2 separate regions of the Homo sapiens genome follow, and region 2 is linked to region 1. Evidence: read pairs that join two places in POLR2A ChIA-PET (ENCODE). Cell type or tissue: Caco-2. All regions are shown on one strand.

What was found. Peaks named below come from ENCODE experiments on the same cell type or tissue, not always from the same donor. Only the 100,000 strongest peaks of a DNase experiment are listed, where the experiment ranks them.
Region 2: POLR2A ChIA-PET joins it to region 1 with 11 read pairs; 6 of 35 experiments call an interaction of 5 or more read pairs at or near these places.

The regions. Positions count from the first base shown.
Region 1 is chr11:93,735,671-93,738,170 of GRCh38, forward strand. TAF1D (TATA-box binding protein associated factor, RNA polymerase I subunit D) reads right to left here. Exons shown (of 6, transcript NM_024116.4): 3 at 2,439-2,500; 4 at 1,394-1,569; 5 at 1,024-1,081; 6 at 1-634. The coding sequence ends at 491. Among named protein-coding and RNA genes, the nearest start is that of SNORA40, 1.7 kb to the left of the region's middle. RefSeq lists an enhancer at 2,248-2,500. In Caco-2, no CTCF peak of the experiment used is centred here; no DNase peak of the experiment used is centred here.
Region 2 is chr11:93,848,946-93,851,445 of GRCh38, forward strand. VSTM5 (V-set and transmembrane domain containing 5) reads right to left here and starts at 1,673. Exons shown (of 4, transcript NM_001144871.2): 1 at 1,467-1,673. The coding sequence starts at 1,557. In Caco-2, no CTCF peak of the experiment used is centred here; DNase peaks (open chromatin) are centred at 1,175 and 1,556; H3K4me3 peaks cover 1,182 bases.

The DNA.
Region 1 (2,500 bases):
AAAAATAGTATTAAAGATACTCTAAATTTGGAAAGGGAAATGAGGTTATTACAATACTAAGCATCTGACAGGTCACTTGTCATGGCTGAACAAAGCTGGGATAAAATTACAGCATTTCAAATCCCCTCTTCAAGATGGTTGGGTGTCAAGTTACTTTAAGATTTTCTTTTCAAAATTAAAATCACTACATTTCATTGTTTCAATACTCACAGGACACCTGTAAGCTCTTATTCAGAAATCAAATGACAATTTCTCAAATTTTTCTATGTATTTTCTCTGGTGTTTTAATGGTTTTTTTTCTAATTATTACTACTTCACAAGTTTCTTTCACAAACTTCTTCACAGGGTTAAAAATTTTTTTTCTTGTTATAAAGTTCTGGGTTTCAGAATTTCTTCACCACCAGACTGGTACATATATCCACATTTATCTTTATTCATTTCTATGAAGTCGTTTTTTCTATATGCTTCACCTTTGACATTCATGATCCTGTCACATTTTCAGGCCTCTCTGTCCAGTATTTTTGGCTTTTGTAGCTCTCTTTTTAGACAAAGCAGCTTCTTCAGTAATATCCTCTTCTTCTAAGTATACACTCAGTCTTACAGGGAATTCAGAACTTACTATGAAACTATCCCCCTGCATAAAACAAACAAAAAATCATGGATTAAGCAATAACTCAAATAGTTTAGTAATTACATATAGCTGAATGCCCTGGATTACTTCAGATAACCTAGAGACTACATGTAGATGTTAAAAATCCAAATTAACATTGCTTATTTTTTCATTTGACATCCTAACTAGCAATAATATGTATCAGAATGCTACTTATTAAAAATAGTACTGAAAACCCCATGTTCTTTATCAAGTCTCTAAAAAATTATTTTCCTTCTTGCATTTCCTGCAGTAAACTTATAGAGCTTTTCAAAAGTTAAATGAAGTGTAAGAGAAAAACTAAATATAATTCCTTCTGTATCAACCAACTCCTGCCTTCCCAAAATGGAATAGGAAAAAAATAAGTCACTTACTGCCAATTTGATATCACATTCGTTATCTTCAAGATGTGTTGCATCCTCATCCTCTGCTCTGTAATATTAAAATTTATCATCGAGATGACAGAATCTTCGATGACCTAATTAGTTGTATATTCCACTCTGAAATATAACTGAAACTGCAATACTAGTCAAAGGAAACACAAAATTTGAGAATTTTGTGTTCTGGAGAATTCTAGATGAACGGTGTGCCAAGCTTGGCTCAACTGTAATAATCCCAATTGTCATACTCTGTATCTTTGTTCATTATTTAAGTATAACTATATTAAAGGCAAAATATGAAGCAATTAACATAGAAATTTAATTTATAACCTATTACCAAAGTATTTCATATGATTCCACTTACGTTGACTCCTCAATAGGAGAAATGGATCCATCATCATCCAAAAATTTGTATCTACGACTGTCAAAATCTTCATTTTCTAAATCTTCACCAACATTCATTTGCTTCAATGATTCTTTCAGGTGGTGTTCATACTTCAGTTTTTCAATATAGTTAAAAAATCCTCTTGCAACAGCTTGCTATATATTAAAAACACCATAAGTATGTCGAGATTTTATTTTTAAGACCCAGCAGGTGCCTATGTTCAAAAAGGGCAATGCCCCCCCTTAGCAAAGACTCTGAATTTGCTATCTTAACTACTCCCCACTTGTGGACTTATCAAATGCTGATTATTAAAATTCACATTACAATTATGAATTTACCTAAGCTGGTAACATGGAAAAGTGAAGTACATATCTTGTCATGTCTGGGACTTACTAAAGGCATTTTAAAATGTAAAAACAGGAATAAGATTTCTAATGTTTACTATAATCACCTTAAACTTAAGAGATTAACTGAAGAGATTAACATGTATTAATCCTCCCAAATAAAATTTCAGGTTCTGGCAAGGGATCATAAATTAATTCTGAATTCATTCAACATACAACTCTCAAATATTTAAAAAAGTCTACTCCTAAGTATTAGCGTATTTTTCAGATAATTGGCTTAGAAACATCTAGGCCTTAAGAATATATCCACTGAACATAAGGCATGTGTGGTTTTAGTTTAGGTTACTGCAAAAGTAATTTCAAGTTATGTGAGCTTTTATTATCCCCACTGAGTTTTAGGGTTGTGTTTAAAGACCTGAGATGGGATAAGATCAAAGGATTTTATACAAAGAGCCTTGGAGCACTATCTTTTAAATATGGCAAAGTGTAGTTATATTAAGAGATACAAGTCAAGATTCAGTTGAAGGATAGGGTGGACTTTAGGGGTAAGTCAGTATAGAAGAGTATCAAAATTGCAGACAGTCTGTTCCCAGTATATCTGAGACAATTCTAAATTGGCCAACAAATCATTTTGGGCATCTTGAGTTATGTGTAGCCATGTATGTAAAATGCTGACTCACCTCAAACGTTAAAATTTTTCTCCAAGGTGCGTTTTTTTCATTCTCTGATTCTAAAAATGGGA
Region 2 (2,500 bases), 110 kb after region 1:
CCACCTGCTCGAGACTAACAACCAACTGTTTTCTTGATCCATAGCTGCCAGAGGAACATGCCTCTGTCTTACTGGGTTTCTGAGATTTGCAACCTCTGCAGCTGGGTTCTAGCCAGAGAGGTGTAAAGGTCAAAAATGTTAGATCGTTCAGTCACCTTGTATAAGTTAACATAATATTATTTTTTCTCTCTCTCTCTTCTTTTCTTTTTCTTTCGCTTTGGAGAAGGTCTCATTCTGTTCCCCAGGCTAGAGTGCAGTGGCACAATCAGGGCTCACTGAAGCCTCAATCTCCTGGGCTTAAGTGATCCTTTCACCTCAGCTCCCCCGCCGCCCACCCCAGTAGCTGGGCCTACAGGCACAGGCCACCACACCCAGCTAATTTTTTCATATTTTTACTACAGACAGTTTGCCATGTTGCCCAGGCTGGTCTTGAACTCCTGGACTCAAGGGATCCGCTGGCCTCGGCCTCCCAAAATGCTGGGAATACAGGCATGAGCCCCTGCGATTGGCTTATAACATTTCTGTGCCTCAGTTTCCTCACTTGTGAAACAGGAATAAGAGTAGTTTATTAGGGTTGCCCTAAGGACTAAATGAGAGAGGTCTTGTAAAGTCTGAGGGATGGTGAATGCATAAATGCTTAATAAGTGCTGGCTCTTACTACAAGGCCTCTCACCTCCAGCGGCCCTGCTCTGTCATTCTCTAAACCTCAGTTGGCCCATGTGTAAGATGGGAGTGCGAATGGTAATGATTAAATGAGAAAGTAAAACTGTGCTAAGATCTGTTGTTTGTGTCCAAGAGAGCCTCTGGGACTACGCTTCGCATCCAGGCTCACCAGGCTGGGGATTCCGGGTCCGGCCATCCAAAGCAAATCTACTCAGTGCGCTGGTCGCGAGGACCACCTCCAGCCTGGGGACTTCAGGCCACAACGCCCAACCCAAACCCCAGAACCGTTTTTCTCACGGGAGCAGGCTGCTGTGGGTTCGTCTGACTGATAAGGAGGCCTGATTATTCTCCTGGGAGATGACCAGGAAGGCCATGGAGGGGTCCCCACAGTAGGGGGCGGCGCACGGACTGCAATCTGGTTATTCCAGGAAAAAGAAATAAAAAATGTTGCAGAGGCGGCGGCCACAGGGCTGGGAGCCGGTTATCTCTGGGCCACCTTCCAGCTCTGATAACCGTAGGCCGGGCTCGCCGGGTGGGGCGGGCGCCCCGAAGTGGGCCGGGGCGCCGCGGCCGGTAGCCTCTGCTTTGCCCAGCCCCTCCCGCTACGGTCGGCGCCGGGTCTCCAGGCCTCGCCCAGCCCCACGAGGAAGCGGCGCGGTGCCTGCCAGCCGAGCTCACCGCGCGCCCTCAGCCGGACAAGGTGGGCGAGGGCCAGGGGGGCCGCTGCTAGACCCCGGGGCCCCGCCCGTGCCCCCCTACCCATTCCCGCTCCCCCAGCACCCGGGGCGTCCCCCGGAGCTTACTCTGCAGACAGCGGGCTGCGGCCAGGCAGAGGGCGAAGAGTCCTAGGGAGATGCCTCGGGTCTTCCTCCTCCCGCTGGGCAGAGGCCTCATGGGCGAGCCCGGGGCCTCGCGGGCCGGGGTGTGTGCTGGCCGCACCGCGCTGCAGCTCCTATGCAGCCTTCTCTCTTCCTCCGCCTCTGGCTGCCGCAGGTTCTTTAGGGCCAGATGCAGATGAGCTGGTTGTACTCTGGTTGAACCAGTTCCCAAGGATGGGGGGGCGGGGGGGGGGGGGTGTTGCGCGGGAGAGAATTAATATGGGAAGGAATGGGAATGCACAGACTCAGAGGTAAATAATGGCAAATAATGAGCAGCCTCCTTCCGTTCACACCCATTTTACTGGTATTGATTCAAGGTTCGGCTGGATGCTAGGTGGCAGGAAGGAGGGAAAGTACTAGCTATTGCTTCAGGACAGAGCTAGTCATTGGCATCATGGGCAAAGGGAAGGCTTTTAGGAAAGTGAAATGACAGCCTGGAGTGAGAGGGATGAGGGGAGGGGGTGGGGAGACTCAGGCTGCCCTGATGGGAACCACTGCACAGTGATGATATCCATCCATCTATCCACCCATCAGTCCATCCATCCATCCCTCCATCCATCCAGGAAATGTTCACCAATCGCCTGCTTTATTTGCACAGAGCCTCGCACATGGCAGTCACTCAAATAAACCGGTGGAATGAAGCTAGGCACTGTGTTAAGTGCTGGGGATACAAGGATGTGGGCACCTGTTTAGAAATCCTAGCAAGGGGTGGGGGCTGCAAAAAATGAGCAACCGCTAGGCCGAGGCGGGCGGATCACGAGTTCAGGAGATCGAGACCATCTTGGCTAACACAGTGAAACCCCGTCTCTACTAAAAATACAAAAAAAAAAATTAGCCGGGCGTGGTGGTGGGTGCGTGTAGTCCTAGCTGCTCGGGAGGCTGAGGCAGGAGAATGGCGTGAACCCGGGAGGCAGAGCTTGCAGTGAGCCGAGATAGCGCCACTGCACTGCAGCCTGGGC